Linked DNA regions of Homo sapiens: region 2 is linked to region 1. The links are chromatin contacts, found by Hi-C or POLR2A ChIA-PET in ENCODE. All regions are on one chromosome and are shown on one strand. The core of a region is the stretch at or near the end of the contact, and the rest is flanking DNA. Distances in the headings are between cores, read along the strand shown. Region 1 overlaps CMTM8 (CKLF like MARVEL transmembrane domain containing 8). Region 2 has its middle 41 kb from the start of CMTM6.

Region 1 (5,765 bases), core at 1,188-3,687:
TGTGCAATGTCCTCTTTGCCATGTGAAACTCCTGTTTCCTCTCTAGTATTCATAGTCAGCCCACTTCTGTGGCCACATGTGTAGTTCTTTTTCCCCCCACACCAACCGATTCTCCACCAGCTGGATGTCCTATAAATCAATTCAATTCTGACACTAACTGGAGTTAGCACAGATCCCACAGGTTGAAGTCTCAGTCCCACCAGACTGCCCCTGCCCACTTCAAACGCCAATTGCAAGTAGTAGGTCCTGTTGACCTAAAGGAAGAAACTGAGGCAAATTAACACAGGTAGAGAATTGCTTTGGGATAAGTTGATGACTGCAGCCCGGGAAGCACTGGGAAGTCCTCTGGAGAACAAAAGAGAGGCTTCAGCTTTTAAAGAAAAAAGGATGACTCAGAGGAGGGGCGATTATAAAAATTGTTTTCAAGAATTCTCCTTGGTTTACGGAAGTAACATTGATGAGAGATTGGCTATACTTTGTTGAACTACAGGGTATGGGTTATGGTATCCAGTGTATGGCATTGTTACGTTAATTTATAGCTATTTGTGGCGTCAGTCTAGAGCCCTCATAGCAAGCAACTCGGAGATGATTACTTAGTTCAAGGGCAGAGGGGTAAGATGTGACCCCTGAAATGAAATGTCTCATTTCAATGCCTCCCTAGGCTTGATAATTTAAAGGGGGCCCGCATCCCTCAGATAAAAAGTTTCTTTTCTTTCTCAGTCCCCAGGTAATCCCACAATTTCTGTCTGACTTAGCTACAAATTGGCAGTTCCTGTGACCCCCACCTCAGGTACAATCACTTGCTAGAACAGCTCACAGAACTCAGGAAACACATTTACTGTAAAGGATATTACAAAGGATACAGATGAACAGCCAGAAGCTGAGGTACCCAGGGCAAGGCATGTGGGCAGGGGTGTGGAGCAGGAGCTGTGTCCCCATGGAGTTGGGGGTCACCACCCTCCTGGCATGTGAACATGTTCTTCCTCACCAACCTTGAAGCTCTGCAAACTCTGTCCTTTGAGGTTCTTATGGAGGCTGCATGACAGAAGCACGCTAGATTAAATCACTGGCCATTGGTGATCAATTCAATCTTCAGTCCCTCTTCCCTACCCAGAGGTTGGGATGTCGGGCTGAAGGTTCTAACCCTCTAATCACATGATTTGTGCCCCCTAGCAACCGCCCCCGATCCTGTGGTGGTTATCTAGTAGCTTTCCAGAAATCACCTTATTAACATAAACTCAGATGTGGTTGAAAGGGGCTTGTTATTAAATAACAAGACTTTTTTTCACCTTTATTGGTCCAGGGCTGTTCCAGGAACCAAGGACAAAAGACCAAATCTTATAATAAAAGATATTCCTATTGCTCTAATCACTTAGGAAATTATAAGGGTTTTAGGAGCTATAAGGCAAGAACTGTGGATGAAGACCAAAATGTATATCTTATTATATCACAGTATCACACCATGTAAGGTAACATATTCATGGGTTCTGAGGATCAGGGCATGAACATCTCTTGGAGGCCATTATTCTGCCTAGCACTGATGGAGACAGGAGGCAGCCAACTCCTGCCCCTGGTGAAACCCCACCTTAAGCCTAAAACAGCCTGAAAACTGAAAAACCAGACTGCTGGTCCCGAATGAAGCCCGCTCTTTCCCGACGGATTCTTTCTGAGTAATGTCCACCTGAGCACTGGGAGAACAGGGTGGGGCCTTGGAAATTTCATGCTATTTGCAGCAGGGGGGAGCCTAGCATTTCGTATTCCTGTGTAGTGAGCTGGGATTCAGTCAGTGAGGTGGAGAGCCTGTTAGCAGGCTCCCACCTCAGCCTCCTGTGTAGCTGGAACTACAGGCTCATGCCACTATGCCCGGCTAATTTTTTGGTATTTTTAATAGAGAAGGGGTTATGCCATGTTGCCCAGGCTGGTCTCAAACTCCTGAGCTCAAGCAAGGTGCCCACCTTGGCCTCCCAAAGTGCTGAGATTACAGGTTTGAGCCACCAGGCCTGGCCCAGCATCCAAATCTCTTGGAGAAATTGTTAAAAATGCAGACATCTGGGACCCATCCCAGAACTACTGGGTCAGAATCTCTGGGGGTTTAGTGCTCTGGAATCCGTGTTTAGCAAGTTACAGGTAACTGATACACTTTGCAAAGCACTGCTTTAAAAGACCAGGTGAAGAGGGAAGAGTGGGAGGAAGAATGACTCATTGTGCTGTTATAGAAAAAAACCATGTTCTTGTCACACGACCAGGAAAGATTAGGCTCGTGGACACATAGAAGGGTGAGGAGTGGAATTTACTGGGTGAAAATTTACTGCTTGAGCCTGGGAGGTTGAGGCTACAGTGAGCCATGATCGTACCACTGCACTCAAGCCTGGGTGACAGAGCGAGACCCTGTCTCAGAAAAAAAGATCTGGATGCCAGTACTCTCTAAGCATCATAAAGGAAGATGACTCAGTCTCAGAGAAGCTGCCGAGGCTAGTTCCTGGAGAGGGTTCTACAGGATCTATTTCTCATTTTGGAGGCTAGTACAGCTGCAGTAGCAGCTACACCCTACAAAAGTAAAGCATCATTACTTTGTTCTCCATCAACCATTGGGCCCTCTGGAGAAAGGGGAGCAGTGTGAGTTAAGAAAAGGGCAACCTTGTTATTCTGTGGTTATTATGACATGAGAGCAATGTTGGGTGTATCAGGGCTGCAGGGGCTGGTTGGGGTACCAGAGGATTTGCTGAGGAGTGCTGGAAGCTCCTGACCAGTGGCTGCTCTGCAGAAATTGAGGGAGGGTTGATGCAAGTTCCTAGTTCAAGAGCAGCCAGCCCTTCAGACACCAGGGGTGTGAAGGCAGGTCCTACTGGGGAGAGGGTGGGTAGGCAGAGTAAGCCAGAAAATTTTTTTTTTTTTTTTAAAGACAGAGTCTCACTCTGTTGCCCAGGCTAAAGTGCAGTGGCACCATCCCAGCTCACTGTGACCTCCACTTCCCGGATTCAATCAATTCTCATGCCTCAGCCTCCCAAGTAGCTAGGATTACAGGCGCATGCCACCACACCCAGCTGATTTTTGTGTTTTTGGTAAGACAGGGTTTTACTGTGTGGGCCAGGCTGGTCTCAAACTCCTGGGCAAGGGATCCACTTGTCTTGGCCTCCCAAAGTGCTTGGACTGCAGGCATGAGCCTCCACGCCAGGGCTAGAAATGTTAATATGCCTTTCTTTCTTTCCATTATTGGTAAGGAAGGAAAATTTTCTAGGGTAGGCTCAGGGTTGGGTGGCGGGGGGGGTCCAACTGAGGCCTTGTTGATGGAGATATTGATAGCCTTGTACACAGATCTTTATTTTTTTTTTGCGTTCTAGTGAACATAGGTGAAAACTTAATAAGTGGCAAAAAAATTCCCATCACAGTTGTCCCTGTTTCCCTGTTCATACTTCCTGACTTTTGAGTGCCCCAGTGAGCCTTTGGTCATTGGTTCAGTGGTGAACTAAGTGCTGTGGGGAAACAAAGGTAACTAAGCCACAGCCTCTGTTTTCTTCTTCTTCTTCTTCTTTTTTTTTTTTTCTTTTTGAGATGGAGTTTCACTCTGTCACTCAGGCTGGAGTGCAGTGGCACGATCTCAGCTCACCGCAACCTCTGCCTCCCAGGTTCAAGTGATTCTCCTGCCTCAGCCTCCCGAGTAGCTGGGATTACAGGCGCATGCCACCACACCCAGCTAATTTTTGTATTTTTATTAGAGGCGAGGTTTTACCATGTTGGCCAGGCTGGTCTCGAACTCCTCACCTCAAGTGATCCACCCACCTCGGCCTCCCAAAGTGCTGGGATTACAGGTGTGAGCTACCACGCCCAGCCCTGTTTTCAAAGACTTTGCAGTTCAAGGAAGAGATGCGGACACTGAACCACAAAACGGGGCAGGATGAACCAGTTGCTAGAATAGAGGCATCACTGGCCAGGTGCTCAGCGAAGGCACCCACAGTGGGATCCCTGGAATGTTAAAGCAAAAGAGATTCCATGGCTGAGCAAGGTTGGAAGGCCAGGTTAATCACAGTTAATGTTGTACTATGTGACTCCATGCTTTAATATGACACATTGCCAAGAGATGGCTTGAGTCCAGCTTTTCCCAGATTTGACCATGAACCTTTGCTTCATAAAATATTTCTGAGAACATGCTTTGAAAAAGGTGACTTATGGAGCAGATGGCATATTTTTTGGTGGCTTATGTAGTATTAAATACTAATTCCTAAACTATCTGGAGTTGACAACCTATATTTTATTTCTTTTAAGAAACCCAGATGCCTCTCATTCCCTCTCTTTTTAATGAATTGGATCCATTTTGAGAAACTCTTAGTACTCCTTGAAATAACTAGACATCCTCTGGAAAGTTATAAAAGAAAATTACCAAGATCTAAAATTTTACTTGATCTTTTCTGTGATTCCACCTTTTTTTTTTTTTTTTTTTTTTTTTTTGAGATGGAGTCTTGCTCTGTCGCCCAGGCTGGAGTACAGTGGCGCGATCTCGGCTCACTGCAAGCTCCGCCTCCCGGGATCACGCCAATTCTCCTGCCTCAGCCTCCCGAGTAGCTGGGACTACAGGCGCCCGCCACCAAGCCCGGCTAATTTTTTGTATTTTTAGTAGAGACGGGGTTTCACTGTGTTAGCCAGAATGGTCTTGATCTCCTGACCTCGTGATCCGCCTGCCTCAGCCTCCCAAAGTGCTGGGATTACAGGCGTGAGCCACCACACCCGGCCAATTCCACCTTTTTACTTTCTCAAGTCCATTCACTAGTTAAGCAGATTTGATGAAGTTTTGGCCATTGTCTTAAAAAAAAAGTTCCCCTGAGAATAATTCTAACTTTCCCAGATCCTTGGTGTTTACACATTGTGTCCTGAGCCTTGACAGATGTGCAACTTTTTCAGAGCAGCTTAGTAAAAAGTTGACAGAAGGCATGACAAGAATGCAGCCTTTATTGTTGAAAGGTTTGTGGCTAAACGTATAGAGCCTGATGGAGATGTTGAATCAATTGTTGAGCTCTATGCTACCTGAATATCAAGTGAAAGCTGCACATAAAAGATCCTGCTTGTTTGGGGATTTTTTTTTCCCCCTAAAACAGCAGCAATTTTCATTGAAACTCCAGATTTATTCAGGGGAAATAATATTTGGGAGTGAGATGGGAAGGTGAGTTGAATGACTTGAGTTGAAAGCTAAATTTTTCAGTGAAGTTTTTAGAAACCAGTTATTACATGGCAGGATCAAATCCCTGACTGTTCGTAAGTCCAGACTTGAAAGTCAATTTGCCAATATGGTAGATATCTTCCTATGATAGGAGGTTGTTTTTGCATATAATTTACTCCTAAAAATGCAGGACAAGCCAGCGTTTGGAAATTGAACCCTAGACTTACATATTACTCTAAGAGAACTGAGTATTGGAAGTGTCTTGGGATCTAAATTTCAAACGCTTCAGAGAGCTCTGCACAGATAGGCAGTCAAGGGAAAGGGTGAAGTGCATCTGAAATCTGCTTGTCACTTGCAAGCTGTGGGACCTGGGACAGGGACTCATATCTGTGCTGCTTTCCTCTTCTGAAATCACAGTTGGTCGTAGGATTGACCTCAGGGCCAGGCTAGGATTAAGTCTGTCAATACATGGAAAGGGCTCAGAGCTGCCTGGACCACAGGGACTTCTCAGTAAATGTTAGTTTATTTTTTATATAAATACTTAAAACATAGATTAAACAGTAAGTATGGACAATTGTGATTACTTTTCTAAAGTAAATTCCTCACATTTACC
Region 2 (5,765 bases), core at 215-2,714, 150 kb after region 1:
GTAGAGACGGGGTTTCACCATGTTAGCCAGGATGGTCTCGATCTCCTGACCTCGTGATCCACGCGCCTCGGCTTCCCAAAGTGCTGGGATTACAGGCGTGAGCCACCGCGCCTGGCCACCATAATTTTTTAAAAAGCAATTCAGGGCCAGGTTCAGCAGTTCATGCCTATAATCTCAGCACTTTGCGGGGCTGAGGCAGGCAGATCACCTGAGGTCGGGAGTTCAAGACCAGCCTGGCCAACATGGTGAAACCCCATCTGTACTAAAAACACAAAAATTAACTGGGCATGGTGGCGCACGCCTGTAGTCCCAGCTACTCAGGAGGCTGAGGCACGAGAATTCCTTGATCCTGGGAGGTGGAGGTTGCAGTAAGCCAAGATCACAGCACCACACTCCAGCCTGGACAACAGAGCAAGATTCTGTCTAAAAAAAAAAAAAAAGAAAAAAAAGAAAAGAAAAAGTCAATTCAGGACCTATGTCTAGGCACCTCAGTAGCTGAAAGAGCAAAAATTACACCAACCCAAAATGGCAACCCACAGCCCAACAGTGGCCACCCCATGTTCTAACAGCTAAGCATTATGGGTCCTGGAGAACACAGCTGTAGGGTATGTTTGTCTTCTCTAATCCAGGCTCTCTGGGAGCTGTTCAACCCAGGGGCCTTGTGGAACCCAAACTGTGTACCCACCACCCCTGCTCCCAGAGCAGTTACAGCCAGGTGGATCCAAGCAAAGATGTGAGAGGAGGGAAGGATGCACCCATGGGGGAGGAGCAGGGAGCCAGGGGAGCCATCCTGGCAACCTGAGGCCCCAGGAAAGGGTGTTGGCACCGGTGGCCGCAAGGGGCACTGGGAGATGAGGCCGACGGCCATCTGCTCACATCCCCCACCACAACCAGCCCGTTCCCTGGCCTTGCTCTTGGGGAGGTAGGGAGGAAGGCTGAGGGGGGGTGCCATCCCTTGGGCACACCTCTGCCAGGTTTTCTCATTACCCACAAGAGTGGCAGAAAACTGTTGCTCAGCCAGGCTCTGGAAGACTACAGCATCTGTGGGGTTTTCTGTAATAGGGAGGCCCGTGGCAATAGAACCCCCAATCTTTGAGGACAGTGTAGCGGGGAGACCGGAGGAGAAAGCCAAGTGGAAGGGAGATTAGTGATGGAGCCCGGTGAAGACGCCCAGGCCTGGCTGTCTTCTGGGCGTGGCCTAGGACCACCCCACTGCGGGCTGCTGGGATGACAGGGCAGGGCCAGAGCTGGATGTCTGCAGACGGACCCAGAGGGAGAACAAGTGTGTTCCTGAAGGAGGCCCCCTTAACCCCGGCCTGAGGCACCCCCTGTGCCACTGCCCTGTGCTGAGCTCAGCCTGGCTTCCAGCCAGGCCACTGAAGAGGCCCCAGGTAGGGGAAGACAGACCCAGAGCTGGCCCATTCTCTGGGCCACCCACCTGCAAGCCTCTACACTAGCATGAAAAGCAAACTTCTGTTGCCATGGAAACACAGCAGGTCTTTGGGGCCCCTCCTCAGCAACCACCACTTCCCTCCTTTGTGGCAGTTTCTGAACTGCATCCTGTGAACTCTCAGAGGTGCTTCAGACTCACAGATACCCGATTTTATGAGTAAAATATATGCAAACACTTAAAACACTCTCCAGCCTTCAATAGCAAACACGGACACTGGGAGCCCCTCGGCCTCCATGCCGTCTGCCCAGGGTAACTCAGCTCGTGCAGCCGCCGTCAGTGCAAGGCCACCCAGAGTGTGAAGCAAGCTGCTAAAAACCCCGCCACCACCTCACTGGGCAAGCCTGGGCTCCTCCATCCTGCGCAACCCAGATGCAGCAGCAGAACAAATCTGACCGTGAAGCTGCAGCTGCAGTTATCTCCTTACTTATCCAAATTGTGGGCTTTCCAAATTAATCCCATTGTTCCTATGCACTGACTTTATAATAAGTAAATGTTATCAATGTAAATTAGTCATTGATATTCATACCATATTTCCCATTTGACATAATGGAGTTTCATGCATAATTTAGATTGAAAAGGGGGATTTCTCTCCTGAAAAAAAAGTGTGGAAACTTTCATGAGTGTCCGTGTGAAGAGACCACCAAACAGGCTTTGTGTGAGCAATAAAGCTTTTAATCACCTGAGTGCAGGCGGGCTGAGTCCGAAAAGAGTCAGCAAAGGGAGATAGGGGTGGGGCCGTTTTATAAGATTTGGGTAGTTAAAGGAAAATTACAGTCAAAGGGGGGTTGTTCTCTGATGGGCAGGAGTGGGGGTCACAAGGTGCTCAGTAGGGGAGCTTTTGAGCCAGGATGAGCCAGGAGAAGGAATTTCTCAAGATAATGTCATCAGTTAAGGCAGGAACAGGCCGTTTTCACTTTTGCGGTGGAATGTCATCAGTTAAGGCAGGAACAGGCCATTTTCACTTTTGTGGTGGAATGTCATCAGTTAAGGCAGGAACTGGCCATCTGGGATATGATGGCTTAGCTTGGGCTCAGAGGCCTGACATTCCTGTCTTCTTATATTAATAAGAAAAATAAAACGAAATAGTGGTAAAGTGTTGGGATGGCGAAAATTTTGGGGGATGGTATGGAGAGATAATGGGCTGCTTCGAGCGGGATTAGGGGTGGTGTGGGGACCTAGAGTGGGAGAGATTAAGCTGAAGGAAGATTTTGTGGTAAGGGGCGATATTGTGGGACTGTTAGAAGAAACATTTGTCATTTAGAATTATTGGTGATGGCCTGGATACAGTTTTGTATGAATTGGAAAACTAAACAGAATAAGAGAAGGAGAAAAACAGGTATTAAAGGTCTAAGAATTGGGAGGACCTAGGACATTTAATTAGAGAGTGCCTAAAGAGATTCAGCATAGTCCTGCCAGCAAAGATTATTTATTTACTTTAAGAGTTAAGAGTGGCAGTTTGGGGATAGCACCAGGAGATATCAGCTGTGATGGCTTGGAGAAACAGTGTAAACTGCCAGTGTAAACAAGAGCAGGGCATGTATGAGTAGTTGAGAACGGTGAATAGGAGTATGACTAGACAGAACATAGTAGGGATGACAAGTTTTTTGGGGCACAGTCTAAGTTGGTCTGGTGTCTGGAATGAGACTGGGGCCTAATAAAAAGGAGCGTCTAAACAGGAGCTTAAATGGGCTGTACTTTGTAGCATTCCGAGGACAAGCCTGAATTCTGAGAAGGGAAAGTGGTAAAAGTATGGTCTAGTCTTTTTTAAGTTGGTGGCTGAGCTTGGTGAGGTGTGTTTTTAAAAGACCTTTAGTCCGTTTACCTTTCCTGAAGACTGAGGACTGTAAGGGAGATAAAGGTTTCACTGAATACTAAGAGCCTGAAAAAATGCTTGGCTGATTTGACTAATAAAGGCCGGTCTGCTATCGGACTGTATAGAGGTGGGAAGGCTAAACCAAGGAATTATGTCTGACAGAAAGGAAGAAATGACCGCAGTGGCCTTCTCAGACCTTGTAGGAAAGGCCTCTACATATCCAGTGAAAGTGTCTACCTAGACTAAGAGATACTTTCGTTTTCTGACTCGGGGCATGTGAGTAAAGTCAACTTGCCAGTCCTGGGCAGGGACAAATCCTTGAGCTTGATGTGTAGGGAAGGGAGGGGGCCTGAACAATCCCTGAGGGGTAGTAGAATAGCAGATGGAACACTGAGAAGTGATCTCCTTGAGGATAGATTTCCAGGATGGAAAGGAAATGAGAGGTTCTAAGAGACGGGCTAGCGGCTTGTAACCTACATGGAAGAGGTTATGAAATGACGACAGAATAGAATGGGCCTGTGAGGCTGGAAGGAGATATTTTCCTTGGTCTAAGAACTATTTGCCTTGTGTGGGAAGAGATTGATAGGTGGAAGTTTCAGCAGGGGAGTAGGTGGGAGTGACTGAGGGGAAGGAGAAAAAGTGAAAGTGAGGGATATAAGTTGGAATGCTAGCTGCTTTTTTAGCTATCTTATCAGCATAAGCATTGTCCTGAGCGATGGGATCTGATGCCCTTTGATGGCCTTTGCAGTGAATGACTCTAGCTTCCTTTGGAAGTAAAGCAGCTTTGAGAAGCATTTTTATTAAAGAGGCATTAATGATAGAGGACATTTGTGTAGTGAGGAAACCTCTTGCATGGAGGTGCAGGATATGGAAGGCATATTTAGAGTCAGTATAAATATTGACATTTAGTCCTTTTGCAGGAGTGAGGGCTTGACTTAAGGCAATGAGTTCGGCTTGCTGAGAGGTAGTGGAGGGGGAAAGAGCGGTAGCCTCAATGATAGATGTGGAAGATACTATAGCATAGCCTGCCTTTGCTGGTGAGTGGAGATTAGGCTTGGTGGAACTGCCATCAATAAGCTAAGTGTGTTCAGGGTGAGGAACATGAAAGAAAGAAATGTGGGGAAATGGGGTGAACGTCAGGTGGATCAGAGAGAGGCAGTCATGAGGGTCAGGTGTGGTATCCGGAATAATGTGGGAGACTCAACAAAGAGTGAGTACAGCTGAAGGAGCCGGGAAGCAGACAGTATATGTGTCAGGTGTGAGGAAGAAAATAGATTTTGGAAGTTATGAGAACTGTAGAGAGTGAGTTGAGCATAGTTTGTGATTTTAAGGGCCTCTAAAAGTATTAGGGCAGTGGTAGCCGCCATACGCAGACTTGAGGGCTAGGCTAAAACAGTAAGGTCAAGTTGTTTGGATAAAAAGGCTACAGGGTGCGGTCCTGGTCCTTGTGTAAGAATTCTGACCGCACTAAGCATGCCTAGGAAGGAAAGGAGTTGTTGTTTTGTAAGGGATTGAGGTTTGGGAGATTAGTCAGATACGATCAGCAGGGAGAGCACGTGTGTTTTTATGAGAATTATGCCCAGATAGGTAACAGATGGGGATGAAATTTGGGCTTGACTGAAGTAATGGGACCTGTCTGTGAAGCCTTGCGGCAGTACAGCCCAGGTAATTTGCTGAGCCTAATGAGTGTCAGGGTCAGTCCAAGTGAAAGCGAAGAGAGGCTGGGATGAAGGGTGCAAAGGAATAGTAAAGAAAGCGTGTTTGAGATCCAGAACAGAATAATGGGTAGTAGAGGGAGATATTGAGGATAGGAGAGTATATGGGTTTGGCACCACAGGATGGGTAGGCAAAACAATTTGGTTGATAAGGCTCAGATCCTGAACTAACCTGTAAGGCTTGTCTGGTTCGAGGACAGGTGAAATGGGGGAATTGTAAGTAGAGTTTATAGGCTTTAAAAGGCCATGCTGTAGCAGGCGAGTGATAACAGGCTTTAATCTTTTTAAAGCATGCTGTGGGATGGGATATTGGCATTGAGCGGGGTAAGGGTGATTAGGTTTTAATGAGATGGTAAGGGGTCCATGATCGGTCACCAAGGAGGGAGTAGAGGTATATTATACTTGTGGGTTAAGGTGGGGGGATACAAGAGGAGGACGCAAAGGAGGCTTTGGATTGGGAAGAAGGGCAGCAATGAGATGTAGCCTTAGTCCAGGAATAGTCAGGGAAGCAGATAGTTTAGTTAAAGTGTCTCGGCCTAATAAGGGAACTGGGCAGGTGGGGATAACTAAAAAGGAGTGCTTAAAAGAGTATTGTCTAAGTTGGCACCAGATTTGAGGAGTTTTAAGAGGTTTAGAAGCTTGACTGTCAATACCTACAACAGTTATGGAGGCAAGAGAAACAGGCCCTTGAAAAGAAGGTAATGTGGAGTGGGTAGCCTCCGTATTAAGAAGGGGACGGACTTACTCTCCACTGTGAGAGTTACTTAGAGCGTCTGTGATGGTC

What was found. Hi-C counts contacts between places; a loop is a spot of excess contacts on that map. ChIA-PET counts read pairs that join two places held with the same protein, here RNA polymerase II (POLR2A). Pooled maps may share reads with other maps.
Region 2: a loop to region 1 is called in a map of heart left ventricle, with 2.6 times the contacts of the local background. The contact joins two enhancer-like sites. A Hi-C loop is called at or near these places in 2 of 168 maps with a recorded cell type or tissue (heart left ventricle and heart right ventricle) and 5 of 50 pooled maps. POLR2A ChIA-PET finds 5 or more read pairs at or near these places in 6 of 52 experiments (CD4-positive, alpha-beta memory T cell, IMR-90, WTC11 and 3 more).

What each region holds. Positions count from the first base shown.
Region 1 is chr3:32,311,599-32,317,363 of GRCh38, forward strand. The region is part of intron 1 of CMTM8 (CKLF like MARVEL transmembrane domain containing 8); the gene reads left to right. Among named protein-coding and RNA genes, the nearest start is that of CMTM8, 76 kb to the left of the region's middle. Within about 2 kb of position 2,438, at least 5 of the 41 ENCODE cell types and tissues checked have a DNase peak (open chromatin) inside an H3K27ac peak, as active enhancers do.
Region 2 is chr3:32,458,872-32,464,636 of GRCh38, forward strand. No RefSeq gene overlaps it. Among named protein-coding and RNA genes, the nearest start is that of CMTM6, 41 kb to the right of the region's middle. RefSeq lists an enhancer at 1,144-1,854 and a silencer at 2,246-2,540. Within about 2 kb of position 1,465, at least 12 of the 41 ENCODE cell types and tissues checked have a DNase peak (open chromatin) inside an H3K27ac peak, as active enhancers do.